Linked DNA regions of Homo sapiens: region 1 is linked to region 2. A link is a loop called in an ENCODE intact Hi-C map of the cell type or tissue named here. Cell type or tissue: PC-9. All regions are shown on one strand.

Region 1 (8,000 bases), 170 kb before region 2:
CACTCTGTCCCCCAGGCTAGAGTGCAATAGTGTGATCTCAGCTCACTGCAACCTCCGCCTCCCCGATTCAAGTGGTTCTCCCACCTCAGCCCCCCTAGTAGCTGGGACTACAGGCATGCACCACCATGCCCAGGTAATTTTTGTATTTTTAGTAGAGACAGGGTTTTGCCATGTTGACCAGGCTGATCTTGAACTCCTGACCTCAGGTGATCTGCCTGCCTCAGCCTCCCAAAGTGCTGGGATTACAGGCATGAATCACTGTGCTCAGCCTGAACATTTTATTTTAGACCTCTACTTTGTTAACATCTAGTCCTTCTGTGTCTTGTAATTTCCTTATGGCTATGACCTCATAGCCTTGCCTCAGCCCTCCTTGTCCTCCTGTCTTTTCTTTTCTCTGTTTAGTAGGGGGAAAATAATCCTTCCTCTACCCTTTTAGGTTCATTGGCTGGGGCCCACAAGTCAAACTAATTAATAGCAGATTAACAGAAGAAGAAAACACTTAATTGGGTAGGTATGCACAGAAGTTCATAAAGAAATGTGAAAGAAGGAGATTAGAATTCAGAACTTATATACTATCTTAACAAAGGGTGATAAAATGTGGAGAAAAAGTTAGACAAGGGAAAAGGAGTTTGGGCTCCTGTGGTGGGGGTAAGTTGTGGGAAGATGTTTAGAAAAATGTATGGTAATTAAGAGTTGTGTAATGAGGTCCGATAAGTCATCTCAGGTAATAAGTGTTGCCGCTAGAACAGTTATCTTTCTGGTACAACACAGGGAGGCACACTTACAACTGGAAATTTATGTTACCTTTACAAACGAAAAAATTTATGTTGTTCTTAGGCAGTTAAGGGGAGAGAAAAATAACTTTTCCTATGTCTGCTTCTTCTCACTTGCCTTCAAGTCAAAATAATTCTCTTGCCAAGTTGGTATATTTGAGATGGCATGTTCTGATCCTCTTCAGTATCCTACTACAATTGAGATACATAAAAATAATTATTTTCATATTTATCATTCATGAAGTACTTTTTGTATGTGAAATGACTTTGAAAGGTGAAAGGTAGGGACTTTGTTTTGCCTTGTAACATTTTACAAACTGAAGCACAGATTTACTGTTTTGCTGAAGGCCACAGACACTGGATTTGAACCTAGATCTATCCTGCTTCAGCTTAAGTTCTTCCCACCCAGTCACTGACTTTCTGATCCGACATCACTGCTTGGCATGTTCATTTATTGATGGAGTTTGTTTCTCCAGTAAACACTGGAAAAGAAAAGTAGCTAAACATTATAACTATCCTTTAAAAACATATTTATATTCAATATTTAATTTTTAAATTTTTTCAGCTCTACAGATTCCATTCCCAAAAAAAAAAAAAAAAAAAAAAAAAGAACGGAAGCACTGAGTTTTAGAGTGATGATAAATCTACATGGTAAAGTTAATGAGAGAGGAGTAGCTTCTCAGCACAGCAATAAAGTGACTTGTTAGAAACAACACTAGACTAAGAGGCAGAAGAAATTGGGTCAGTTTAAGGCCTGGCCCAGAATCTTGACTTTTGGTAAATTACTTAACTCCTTTCTTCTTAAATCTTGAAAATTGCCCACTAAGTTTAGGTCTGGATTTTCTGGCGGCGAAAGTGTACTCATGGTTACTTGCTCCAGGTTGGTTGTCACTTGTCGAACTACTTGAAGTTGCTTTATCTTAGTTTCTGGGTCACAAACGTTTCATTTCTCAGTAACCTACCTCACATATTAGGTGTTAGGGCACTTTTACTATTCTAAACCACTGGTGTTTCCTGAATAGGGATCACCCGGCCATTTCCACATTCAGAAAAGGCCCCATCTTCTTCATCATTTGTCAGAGCCTTTGCTGCTGTGACAAGCCAAGCATACCCTCCTGTGGCCTTCTCTGGGCCTCTCCCGTCTCCCCAGATTGGCTAAGACACCAGTGACTTGAAAGAGAAGCCAAAGGAAAAGGAGAGACACCAAGATGAGACATGAGTCTGGGCCTCCTGCTAAACTGAGAGGAATAGTGTAGGAGAACCGGGTTTTGAACCTTGAGCCCCCTAAGCCTTTGCTATTCACAGTGTGATCCAGGCATCACAGTAACATCACCTGGGAGCTGGTGATAAGGGCTGAATCTAAGGCCCCATCCCACATGTGCTGAATCAGAATCTGCATTTTTACAAGATTCTCAGGTAAATTGTAAGCATATTAAAGTTAAAAAAAAAAAAAACGTCATTGATTAATGAATCCATAGCAACTTTCAAAATTAGCTCTGAGTGGCAAGAAATGTTAAATAGAGCCCCCGTGGAGGGGCATAGGAAAGTTGCTGCCATTGCTGGGAAGGACTTGACTCAGGAAGGAGGGAGCCTGGATCTAATTGCAGTAGATAAATTGACTCAGCTAAAAGCCAGGCGTTCAGGAGGGCAAAGTGGAATGATGTGGGCTTCTGAGGTGAGGCCTTTAACAGTTGGATTATAATGCAATGTGCCATAATGGCATAGTAATGAAATGTAATTTATATGGTTCTGTTATTAAAAGGGACACTTTCTTTGTTCAAGGCTTTCTTCCTTCTTAGAAGGCAGATGGTCACAGGGTAAGGTAATGAGACAAAAGGAACTCATTCCGTAAAATGTCTTAGTTTCTCCTTTGGCCTGCTTTTTGTCTATTTTCAGGTGAGGATCTCCCTCATGTTGGCAACTTTGCCAGGTGAGTGTTCTCCAGCCAAGAACTTCATACTTTAAAATTAGCTGGATACTTAAAGGAGGGAGTGGTAATATGAAGCCAGGTGTCCAAGGGGTCCAGGTGACATAACGGTCCCCAGTCTCATCTCTGAAAGGTCTTGGGGAGTGACCTCCAGTCTGGGGATGACACTCCTGGTGTCAGAGCTGCCTCAACTTTGGAAATTTCTTTGATGGAACCCACAGGATGGGGCTTCATCAAGAAGCTGCTTCTCCATTGCTAAGCTCAGTGCCCACGCCACAGCAACATGATTGCATCCTCCTCCCTGATCACTGGTTTGCTATTTCTTGCTTGATTTCTATTGATTCTTCTACTTTCTTATGTGCTCAGAATTTTCTTTTTGGCCAGGCACAGTGGCTCACACCTGTAATCCCAGCGCTTTGGGAGGCCAAGGCAGGCAGATCACCTGAGATCAGGAGTCCGAGACCAGCCTGGCCAACATGGCCAAACCCCATCTCTACTAAAAATACAAAAATTAGCCGGGCATGATGGTGTATGCCTGTAGTCCCAGCTACTTGGGAGGCTGAGACAGGAGAATCGCTTGAACCCAGGAGTAGGAGGTTGCCGTGAGCCGAGATCATGCCACTGTACTCCAGCCTGGATGACAGGGTGAGACTCCATCTCAAAAAAGAAAACAAAAAACAAAAACAAAACAAACAAACAAAAAACCAACTTTTTTTTTCTTTATTAGCTCTTCACCAGCTTCTTTCTCACCAGTACTTTTCACCTGCCTTCAGAAAAATAAAGTAAAAATTTGAAATGGCACTTACCCTGGAAAAATTGTTGTATCTTTCTCATTGATCTTATGACAATTTTAAAAAAGAAAACTCTCAAGGCTCCTACAGTATGATACATATACTAAATGTAAAGGTAAACAAAGCAATGAAAACTCTCCTAAAAGGAAGGTGATGGGAGGAGGAGATAATTGTGATAAAAGTTAAGGTTGGCCTGAAGGTGTGACTAAATGGCACAGTAAGTTTAATGCTGGATTTCTGGCAGCCAAAGGTGTGCCTATGCTTACTTATTCCAGCTGAGTGGGCACTAGACAAGCTTCTCGAAGATACTTTTACTTGATACTGAGATTACCATCATCAATAATATTTTTGAGTGCAAGAAATTTACTAGGCCTAGGCACTTGCTAACATGTTTGCATGCATTATCTTACCTAATTCTCATGCTATCATTAAGAGATCGGATAGAGTAGTAGCTCCAAGTGTGAACTCCAGAGTCAGGGAGCCCAGGTTGGATCTTAGCTTTGCCACTCGCAGGCTATGTGATCTTGGGCTGGTCCCTTACCCTCTCTCCTCCATAAAACAGAAATATCAGTCATACCTTAAAATGGCTGGAGACATTAAATGATTTAATATACACAAAGCATGCAGTGTCTGGCTCTTAGTAAGTACTTGCTATTATTATCATTATTTCTATTTGACAGATAAGGAAATTGGGTCTTAGAGAGGTTAAGTGGCTGGCCCAAAGTCCCACAGCCATATCAAATTGGCAGCAGATCTAATTTGATCCCCTCTTAACCACTTCACATGCTGACTCAGAAGCTTTGGGCTGCTCTTGGCAACCTCTTGGGTGCAAATAAGAAATTCCTCAGTATTCTCCTTGAGCAGTCAATGTTCCATTATCTTTGGTGAGAGTTTCTCGTCTATGGATTATCTTCAGGGAACTTCTTCCAGGTGTTTGGCTTGGTGAGTCCACTGGGATAGTGTCTATTTTCAATGCGACTTTAAGTAAAGTTTAAATAATGTGGGAATTGCATTAAACATTATAGTGTGTATTTGTTTATCTATGGATTCTATTTATTTATATTTATTCTGAGCCACCCATCTCTTCCCAAACACAATTGAAAATAGCAGAAATTTAAGTCAATTGCTACTACATTTAAAGTCCACTTCAATGTCACATCCCCTAGAAAGATGCCTTCCTTGTTTTTTCCCATGATCTCAGAATACACAGGTCTCTCTAGACCTGGGTAGTGACGTTGAGGTCCAATGTGGCTGTATTTCCCCCACTGCCCACCAGGTGTCCCACCGGTCCCTGCTATCTGACAGGCAGCAGGAAAAATGGCCATCTTCACCCCTCCAAAAGGTTCCCAGGATTTGAAGGCGGATGGTGGAGAGATTGTGGGGAGGAGGGAGGGAGGCTATGACGAGACTCCCAGATGCTGCTTCTTGTCCCCAGACAAAGAGAATTTTTCACATTATTTTTCTTTGATGTGTAGGTGTCTCTCCAGAAAGCCCAGCCAGTTCCCTGCAATTTAGGAAGCTTTTATTTCCACTAATGAACTGGTGTCTGGCCAGGGCTTTTCATCTCTGAGCTTGAGGTTGGGGCTGCTGTCTGCCTCCTGTTCCTTTTGCCTGAGAGACCCTGACAGCCTCCCTTCCCTCCTCGGCCTCTCCTTTTTCTTCCAGGGGCTGAGTGAAAAAGAGACAAGAAAGAGACTGCCCCTTCTGCCTTGTAAGTTTCCTCAAATATCCCCTGAATCAAGGGAGTACCAGCATGTGACTGTGGCACTAACTAGCCCTCTTGCCCACATTAACCTTATTTGTCCAGATTACTAGTGTTACTGTGGTAGAAATATTTCCTCTCTGCTCTTAGGTAAGACTGTCATTTGCTTCTCTTGCAGTGGGGAGTAAGGGAATTTGGATCCACTGACAAAAATTTAGTAAGTGGGGCATTTTAAATTTCAAAGTAAATCTGTCTCCCTTTGCAGTTCGTTGGCTCCTTGCCTGTCATCAGTACTTGCCTTTTTTTCCTCCCACTTTTCTTTTGGAGGATCACATACAAGTTGGGGAGGCTGCTCCAAAGCCACATGGTCTCTCAGATATTGCCAGCTGTACTGGGACTCTCTGGAGTCCCTTGTCCATCACCACAGGTCACCCCAGCAGAACCTGGGCATCTACCATAGACCTGAGGTGTCCAAATTGGGGCAGTGCTCCAAGCGGTCTGCAAACTGGTGCCCTGATTATAGGTTATTCTGTGATTGAAGTTTCACCTAGAGATCGGCTGAGAATGTGAATGGGATGTCTGCATTTAGCATCAGGTTTTGGAGCTTTGATGTGGGCTATTTCCTCCCGAAGGGCCTTGATAACAAAGACCACAGCACAGTCCTGTGGGAGTTTCTAGCTTCTGTACCCACTGCCTCATTATATGCATGGCTTTTAATATTTGGAGAGCCTTTGCCAATACACATTTTCTCGTGTACTGGGAAACTGGAGCCCGGATGCGATATATTATTGATAGGATTGTAATTTACTCCTCTTGGGTTGTATCTACAGTGTATACCATTAGCACAAAATATTAAATTACCAGTGGTTGTATATATTTGTCTATCCAGGTTTGGCTCAATGATATTTGCCTTTTGCCTCAATAAAAGATTGTGAATAATGAAAGCAGGGTAATATTATTTTGTTGTTGTTGTTGTTGCAAGGGAATTTTGATGAAACCATTTTCTCTGTGTTGTGTTTTTGGCGAGTCATGCTTTGCAATGAAGACATGAGACATAAAAGAGTGGGGGTTGGACATAGAAGATGGATGAGCAGCTTGCTCCAGCTCTGGGCACACACTGGCTTCCCTGGCAAGCTGCTCTGGGCCAGGCTTGGGGCTTTCTTTTTCTGCAAGAGGGAATAAGCAATCTGTGCTGCATTGGTGGGAGGAAGTGGGCAGTTCAGACCTTGGTGCCAGAAATACCAAGCCCTGTGCCTCTCTTGTGAAGATAGCATTTGCATGGGACTTTGGGTGTGGGGGAACCCAACAGCACATCAGGTAGAACCTTTTGTAGTCACAGCATTGTGCCCTGGCTAGTGTTTGACAGTCTACCCTCTGGTCACCATTGTTGGCCATTTTGGTTCCTGCCTCCACCTGGGCCAGGTGGCACATAAATACACAAGCACTTATCTCCTATAAAAAGATTCCAGGTCATAGGGCTCAAACCAAGCTGCAAATAAAAGTGCCACATCGTGTCTGTCGTGTGCTTTTTGTTCTGATCTCAGGGCTTGTTTCAGACCTTGAATGGGAGGTGTTTGCTGGTTAACTAGGAGTTTGCTGGACAAACAGCACCCCACAGTTGGATTTGCTACGCAATTTTTATGAGTAAACATGTTTTTAAAAAATGCCTGTGGCTTGGCTTCTTCATCCTTTTGTTGCCTGTGGGTCTTGGAATGAAGGGGTGGGGGTGACAGAAACTAGGTTTTAAATCTGTATTAACTTGACACAGAAAAATATTTTGGAGAAAGGTTTATTCCTTTTAGTTCCTGCTGGCAATCTGGGACCCTCAGGGGTCAAAAACCAGGGAAGGGTTGGGGGAAGGTGAAGAGACCTATCCCCCTCAGAGGTCACTGGCTGGGGGGCAGGGCTTGGCCATTCAAGTGATCGGTATCCATCTGCAAAGCTGGAATCTCCTTTAGAGTGAGCTCCTAAGAAAAACACCACTCAGCCAAGGAGAGCTATTGTATTTTGCTGCCTGGGGCACATTCTGGAGGTGAAAACCGGTTTTTCTGAAGACTTGTCAGGGCCAGGCTTTGTTCAGAATCTGCCAATTTAGCCAGACTGGCTCCTTAAAGGAGACCCCTTTACCTGAGGCAGGGGCCAATTATAAAAAAGGCTTGTGGATGGCATTCCCTTCATAACTGGGTTGGACTTCCTTCAGACTTAGGAACTTTCTCTTGTTCCACACCTTCTCCTTCCTTAAAAAGGAGAAACATGGAGTAACACACACACACACACACACACACACACACACACACACGCACACCCAATCACACTGAATTGTAAAGAGAATGAAATCAGTGCTAAATCTATCAAAGCGTATCATAGACCCTGACAGCTGAGAGGTATTATTTGCTTTTTTCCTCCCAGATTTCTACCGAGCCTGGTGTTTTAAGCTATGTCTTGGGGAGAAGAGACCCATAGAAAGGCAATTACAATTGGTGAATGATTAATGTTGGATCTGACATTTTTATGTGTCAAATATGTTTAACTGCATTAACCTTTGCAGAATCTACACCCATACTATGAGATATATCTTGTATAGCATCGGAAATATCTGCAATCTGCCTTCACTTAAATTTTATTTACATTTACTTTATTACAATATAAATAGGTTTAAAAAATCTTTAATAGAGTGTTTTTACCCCATTCTGCAAGTTCTGCTTGCTCTGTGGGGAGTCTAAGGGCAGCAGGGTTCCTTGCTGATTGCAAATAGTGTCCCAGCCACCTGCCTGGGGACCCTAAAGAGAGAGGAAGCCAGTGTCAAT
Region 2 (8,000 bases):
TCTATACATAAATTTTTATAATGTCCAGTATTGATCAATTATCAATACACATGTGCAAGAAATAGAAAAATGTGACCAATAACGAAGATTAAAATAACTCAAAAGACCCCAACTCCAAGATGATGCAGATGTTGCAATTAGAAGACAGAGACTTTAAAGCAGCTATTATGAATATGTTTAAGGACTTAGAGGAAGATATATTCATAATGAGCAGATGGGGCATATAATTAGAGAAATAAAACCTATAAAAGAGAACAAAATGAAAATTTTAGAGAGGAAAAATACTATAAAATGAAAAAGTCACTAAATGGGTTTAATAGCAGATTGAAGGTGGTAGAGGAAAGTCAATAAACATAAAACTAGAACGTTAGAAATTATACAAGCTGAGAAATGGAGAGGAAAATATTGAATAAAAAGAAACAAAGCTTTAGAAACCCATGTAACAATATTAAGCAGTTTAATATATGTGTAATTGGAGACCCAAAAGAAGAGACAGAGAATGGGGCAGAAAAAAAATGTTTGAAGACATATTGGTTGAAAACTACCAAAACAAAATAGATAATTCAAAATAAACCCACAATGATACAGTCAACTGATTTTTCATAAAGACACTGAAGTAATTCAATAGAAAAAAGTTTTTTGGCCCTGTGCAGTGGCTCATGCCTATAATCCCAGCACTTTAGGAGGTCAAGGCAGGTGGATCACTTGAGGTCAGGAGTTCGAGACCAGCCTGGCCAACATGGTGAAACCCCCATTTCTACTACAAATACAAAAATTACCTGGGCATGGTGGCATGTGCCTCCACATGCCTGTAATCCCAGCTACTCAAGAGGCTGAGGCAGAAGAATTGCTTGAACCGAGGAGGTGGAGGTTGCAGTGAGCCGAAATCATGCCACTGCACTCCAGCCTGGGTGACAAAGCGAGACTCCACCTTACCAAAAAAAAAAAAGAGTATTTTCAACTATTGTGCTCAGTCAACTGAATATCTACATGGGGAAACAAATGAACTCCAAACACTTACCTCACCATACAAAACAAATAACAAATAGATGTAAATTTAAAAGCTAAAATGTAAAGATTTTTGAAAAAAATAGGAAGATATTTTCTGAAGTTAAACAATTTCTAGCCAGGCATGGTGGCTCACGCTTGTAGTCCCAGCACTTTGGGAGGCTGAGGCAGGTGGATCACGAGGTCAGGAGTTTGAGACCAGCCTGGCCAACACAGTGAATCCCCATCTCTATTAAAAAATTCAAAAATCAGCTGGGCATGGTTGTGCACACCTGTAATCCCAGCTACTCGGGAGGCTGAGGCAGGAGAATCGCTTGAACCTGGGAGGCGGAGGTTGCAGTGAGCTGAGATCGCGCCACTGCACTCCAGCATGGGCAACAGAGCTAGGCTTCATCTCAAAAAAAAAAAAAAAAATTCTTAAATATTGAAAACAATGATTACAAAAGGAAATAACTAATAAATCAGATATCAAAATTAAAAACATTTGCTCATTGAATTAACTGTTACATAAATAAAAAGGAAAGGGACAGACTGGGGAGATATATTATCTCATGCATAGAAAAAACACCCAGTGAAACTAGATTCAAATTAAGGAGTTTGATTTTTCAAAGGGAAATAAAAATTGTTAAGGATACAACATACAAATTGAGTGAAAGTTCTGTTACACATATAATTGTCAAATAATTAGTATATAGAATCTATTAAAAAAAGTATCAAGAACTACCCAAACATCCATAAAAATGAATAAACTACAAGAAGATAAAGATAAAGAACAAGAAATGAAGAAAACCATAAAACAAAACATTCAACCTCATTAGTGGGTAAATGCTAATTGAAACCATAAGGAAATATTTCATATTCAATAGATTGGCAAAAATTTAAAAGTTTGACTACTTCAGGTTTGGCAAGGATGTGACTTCAATCAGAACTCTTATACACAGTATGTAAAAATGAAAATTGGTGCCAGTTTTTTTTAACTTAGAATTATCCAGTTTACTTAAGAATACATATAGCTTTTGACCTAGCAACTCTATTCCATGATATACACCTAGAGAAACTCTGGTCCATACCATAAGGAGACATACATAGGAATGTTAATCCTAGCATTCTTTGTGATAAAAATAAAAATACTAGAAACAATCCAAATAGAATGGATAATATATTGCTGAATAAATGGGATACTATATACCAGTAGAAACAAATGAACTATAGCAATTTACAGCAACATAGATGAATCTCAGGAATATGAAATTGAACAAACAAACAAAAAAGCAAGGCAAAGAAATACACAGTGTAATTCCACTTACATAAAGTTAAAAAACATGCAAGACTAAATAATATACTGTTTAGAAATAAAAATGTATGCCATAAAACAATAAAGAAAAACAGAAGATCAATAAACAGAAAAAACAGGTTCTAAGAGAATAGGGAAGTAGATGAGAGTGGTGATGGGCACACAGAGGAATTCCATGATGGGTAATGGGAATATTCTGTCTTTCAGACTGGCATATGAGTAGGTGGATGTACAAAAGTATACAGAAGTATATGTATATATTCATTTATATTCATTCAGTAGTGAATAAATATGAAAATACATCTCTCTCTCGGTAATGTTTATTGACCTCATGGTGTTCACCACAATTTTGGAAGTGGGATATATGCCGTCTGAATCCCAGCTCATAGACCAGTTTATGCTTCACCCTTGTTCTCATCTTTGAGTCCTACTTCCTCTTCACAGCCTCCATTCTCCCTTATCAACATAAAAGGAAATCCTATGACCAGTATTTGGGCATGATCAGGAAAAATGATAGGAAAGTACTTACAAGTTAACTTAACCTTTTCTCTCCATGTGTTTGTTTTGTGGTATGTTTATTTTTGAGGCTCTCATTAGTGGTTTAGTGGCTCCTTTACAGAAACTGGCCAGCCAGCACTTGACAACTCACACTAGGGTGAAGGCTTTCGAATTCTTGGCCCCAGGGTGTACTCCTTAGCACCATAAGGGTCTTCTTTAGCATACAGCCTCAATAGATAAGGTCTGCATAGTAAATAGGGCAGTGAGAAAGAATAATTTATATTATTAGGAATGTCCTAAGGGAATGTAGGTTATCCTACAAAGGAAAGGTAGGTTATCACTGAAGATCCCTGTTTCATAGATAAGGAAATACAGGGATTAGAAGATATAAAGGTGTTGTCCTGGATAATGAGTGGGCGGGGAATGTATGTCAAGAGGTACTGACAGCAGATATCTGCCTCTTAAAGAGGGTCTGTATGTACCATCCAATTTTATGTCTTCCTGATCATGCCCTCTCCCTGACCCCCCACTGTATGTTTAAACAGGAGAGTCCTGTCTGTCTTCTCTGCACTGGGAGCAGCTCTCCTGCCATAGCCCCTCACCCCGTAAAAATGTATGCCTGCTCCAAATTCATCTCCACTCCCTCCTTGGTCAAGAGCACCTCACAGCTGCTGAGCCATCCACTATCTGCAGTGGTGTTGAAATGACCGGAGACAATGGCAGATGAGAGTCTCAGCAGCTTGGCAGTCTCATGTCCCCTTACCTCACTTGTCCCTAGCTGCAGCTTCCAAACTAGTGCCATTTCAAGGGACATAGACATGGCAGCCAAATTCATTGGGGCTGGGGCTACCACAGTTGGGGTGGCTGGCTCTGGGGCTGGGATTGGGACTGTGTTTGGGAGCCTCATCATTGGTTATGCCAGGAACGCTTCTCTGAAGCAACAGCTCTTCTCCTATGCCATTCTGGGCTTTGCCCTCTGGGAGGCCTTGGGGCTCTTTTGCCTGATGGTGGCCTTTCTCATCCTCTTCGCCATGTGAAGGAGCCGTCTCCACCTCCCATAGTTCTTTTTTCCATGTCTGATGGGCCCTGTGTGTTCCTTTTCCTATACCTCCCCAGGCAGCCTGGGGAACATGGTTGGCTCAGGGTTTGACGGAGAAAAGACAAATAAATACTGTATTAATAAGAAAAAAAAAAGTAAACAGGAGAATGAGACCAGCATGCACCCCTGCTTGGGTAGTCAATGATATACTGGTACAGACAGTGGTAAAAAGAAAACAGCAGTGATGCCAGGGGAGTAGTAGAAAGTGGTAGAAATTATTACCAAGAGTGAGAAGGGGATTGTTCACCCACTACTTTTCTTTGGACTTGTATATCTAGGAGTATGATATTCAAATGAAAAGGAGTAGAACAAATATAGCCAAGGAAGAATTAAATCCCAAGAAAGGGATGGAGCATATCAGAGAAAACCTTGATGCCCAAAAGACTCAAGGTCCCCAGATTCAGTCAGTCACTGGAGTTCTGAAAGGACTTGTGTTGCTGCTTACAAAGCTATTTTCCTACATCAAGGACAAAAATATCAACGGCCCATGCCCAATAAGTTGGAGAACCGCTTTACTAGAAGTTCACTAGAAAATATTAGGTGTTTTTAGTTGACTGCAAGCTGAAAACAAATAAGGCACAATAAGAAGCACTGGAATGACTCATAATCTTACACTGTGCTGATGTAAGTGTGATGCTGAGACAAAGAAAGTCGAGTCCCACTCTGTTTATTTTTGGCGTTTTAAGAGAAACATTAATAAGCTTTAGTGTGCTAAAGGAGAAAAAACAGATTGCTGGGAGTACTGCAGACAATGCCACAGGAGGAATAAAAGTGCTGGCTTTGTTTATAACCATGGAAAAAGATAAGCCTTAGCCACAAGGAAGGAGCCCCATAGCTCTCTTCCAGCGTTTCAAGCACTGCAAAGTACAAGAGTAATGAGACTTTTTCTGCATAGCTTCAGAGGGCGGAACCAAGAACAATGCTTAGAAGTTAAAGGGGAGAAAATTCCATTCAACATAATAAATCTGACAATCTTAGATTTATATAAGGTTGTGTAATCCACAAATACGCTCATGTGCATCATCTCACTTTAGGAAGAACTCCTGAACAATTGATGATAGAGTGAGCTGCCAGGCATGTTTAAGCATAGACTAATGAATCCACTAGACTAGATGAACTTAAAGATTGTGTCCAACTCAGGCTGTGAATCAACCTAGAGGTGCTTCCAAGTCAGCTTCTAAACTGAGAGGAAACAGGGAACAAACGCAATAACACCTGCATCAATTCATCCTTGTGTGTCTCCGTTTATACTTTTGAAAAAGGAAAAAAGTGAAAAGACAAGTTTGTCTTTACCACATGGGGAACTGGTTGAGTTAGACATCTCATCCTTTAAGATATTCAAGGGGATATTGGCTGCCTGTCTTCCTGGGGAATTCTGCACTGGGTAAGAAGATGGACCACATGCCCTGAGGTTCCTTCTAACACCAAGACTAAGGGAAAGCTGTATTTTATACTTGGCTCTACTACTTTCTACACTGACTTTGAGAGAGCCTTGTTTTTCACTCTCTGGACCTCAATTATCTTTCCTATTACAGGAAGGTATTGGACTCTGTGACCTTTAAGAGTTTTAGAGAACTCACATTCTAAAATTATAAGATTTTATAAAGAATATGTGGAAGCTTCATTCTTCCACATTCTCTAAGAAAAATTGATCCTGAGTTCTGGTCCTAGTGAGATTATGGTGGCAGTGTAGTTTCTTAATCTTTTCAAAACTCCTCCAGAAAACCAAACAGAAAATTAGAAATAGTGTAAAAATATGCCTAGATTATATATTTTTAAATACTAGGTGATAGGAAACATCTCTAAACCCTACAGTACTGCTGTAGTCAAAACCACATGTAGAAATGGCACCTAAAGGCAATCCGCTGTGGAGTCGTGGCAGCAACTGAGCAGGGTAGAAACACTGGGGTTCAGATGGTGCGAGGTGGCAGAAACAGGAAAAGAGAGTGGTGGGCTCAATGCAAACCTTTGACAAGCCCTGTAAGCTATAGAACCCAAGATCACCCATGAAGACTCACCCTTAAAAGAAGGCCTAATCTGGAATAAAAATCTGTGTGGACAAGCCTGAGAATAACTGTGAAACTACTATTCCGATATGCTCAGAGTTGCAAGTGAAAGCAGGAGCCTGCAGACAGCATCACAAGAGACCTGAGAGTGAGGCAGTAGAGCAAACCCTGGATGATTGCCAAAATATCCAATAATATCCTTTTCCAGAGGGGAAAACCGCCAGAAGCAGACACGTTGAGCCGGGCAGTAACTCTGGACAGTTGAGATGGTAAGCGGTGTGGGGAGGAGGTTGTGGGCCCAAAGGAGTCAGATCCCGGGAAGTCATGTAAGAAAAAAATAACTTGTCTAAAGGGGAGAGCTCTGGGAAACATAGAACTGAAGGCAGGAAACCTTCTTGGCCAGGCGTAGGCCTGAGAGATGGATGGGATGATGTATTTTGAGTCCTTCTTAATAACAAGAAAAGATGAAGCTGAGAGAGTGACCCTAGTTCATCCCCTGGCCCCCACTGACCAGGAACTGTCCCTTAATAGTCTAGGAAAAGCCATTTCATTTAAACAGGGAACACACAGAAAAAAAAATAGTCTAAATAATTCAAAGTTATTATTTAAAAAAAGGTAATAACGAAATAAATAACACCAGAAAAAGTGGACACAAAGCAGATGAAAACTATAACATTCTGTTTCGGAAAAACACCCGAATCAAATTTTTTCTTTGCTCTCACGCCACAGCAATGAACACAAAAGAAGACTTCTATGGCCAAATTCTTTGGGGGGGGGGGGGGGTTCCCCACCGACAAACAGTGGACACCAAGTAATTCAATTCTAATTCACCTCAAATTCACCTCTAGTTCAATTCCCACTCTAGCTACCTGGAGATAGCATCGGATCCCACAGGCTGAGGGCTCAGACCCCAAGACTGCCCCCGCCAACACACCCTTGTGGCAGACACTCCTTGCTGCAAATCTGAACTTCTGACCTAATGGCTTCAAGTTGGGGTTCCCACGACCCCCTCTGGGTTCGATTAACTTGCTGAAGCAGTTCAGGGAAACACTTAAGTTCTTAAGTTTACCAGTGTATTATAAGGTATATTACAAGTATATCACTAAAGATCCCTGTTTCATAGATAAGGAAATACCGGGTGTTTTTCCTGTTTCATGGAGAAGCAAATACAGATGAAGAGAAGCATAAGGCAAGGCACGGGGGAAGGGGTGCGGAGCTTCCACGTCCTCCCCTGACATAGCACCCTCCAGGAACCTCCACGTGTCAGCTATCTGGAAGCTCTCTCAGCCCTGTCCTTTTGGGTTTTTATGGTGGCTTCATAACATAAGCATGATGGACAACTATGTAGACATGTGATTGGGCAAAAAGTGCATGATCTAAACCCAGAAGGCCTGTTTGCCCAGACTTTTTTTTTAGGGTGTGGGGCAGGACCCGCTCTGAATGAGAGTCTTTTAACCCATAATCAGGATAGAGTCCTGCCTTGGGCAGGTGAGAGGAGGACAGGAGGTTAAAGAGAGAGATTCTGTTTCTCGAGGCCTGTTCCAGAGACATGAAGCACCCCAGATTATAAAAAAACTGTAACCAGAGTTACGGAGTCATGATCCAGGAATGGTGAATGAAAACCTATATACGTGTGTTTATATATAAAGTATATAAAATCATAATATCATAGATGCAATAGCAAAGTGAGAGAAAATAAATTAAAAAATCAATAGACACTTTGAAAGAATAGTATAAACCAGAAATAGAAGAAATAGTTAAATAGCCAATGGCTATGAATTGAGAACTTACAGAACTCAGGAAAGTTATTTTAAAAAATACACTTATAAATAAAGACTAATAAGTAGCAATACATGGGAAAAAGATACTATGGAAAAATACAGTGAGAAAAATCAAAAGATAAAAAAGGAAAAATGAAGGAAATCAAACAGAAATAAAGGAAAAGATAAAAATTATTTGAGAGAAAATGAAGGATGAGAAGACAAGTAAATATAAAGAAATAATGAAAAAAAGGAGGATCCAACAAAATAGTCCCTAAGGAAGGAAAACGAGTATTAAAATTATAAATCAGGAACAGTTTGCTGAAATAGAAGTT

Evidence for each region. A loop is a pair of places that touch in the nucleus more often than their neighbours do. Peaks named below come from ENCODE experiments on the same cell type or tissue, not always from the same donor. Only the 100,000 strongest peaks of a DNase experiment are listed, where the experiment ranks them.
Region 1: a loop joins it to region 2, with 3 times the contacts of the local background. A loop is called at or near these places in 4 of 110 quality-filtered maps.

Annotation. Positions count from the first base shown.
Region 1 is chr1:209,432,646-209,440,645 of GRCh38, reverse strand. No RefSeq gene overlaps it. Among named protein-coding and RNA genes, the nearest start is that of MIR205, 4.5 kb to the right of the region's middle. RefSeq lists enhancers at 5,279-5,876, 6,475-7,074, 7,075-7,672. In PC-9, CTCF peaks have their summits at 4,585 and 4,787 (motif pointing right); DNase peaks (open chromatin) are centred at 4,755, 6,305, 6,805 and 7,205; H3K4me3 peaks cover 2,099 bases; H3K27ac peaks cover 3,173 bases.
Region 2 is chr1:209,263,635-209,271,634 of GRCh38, reverse strand. LOC105372896 (a long non-coding RNA gene) reads left to right here and starts at 4,909. Exons shown (of 5, transcript XR_922530.4): 1 at 4,909-6,174. It also overlaps the pseudogene ATP5MC2P1. In PC-9, no CTCF peak of the experiment used is centred here; no DNase peak of the experiment used is centred here; H3K27ac peaks cover 666 bases.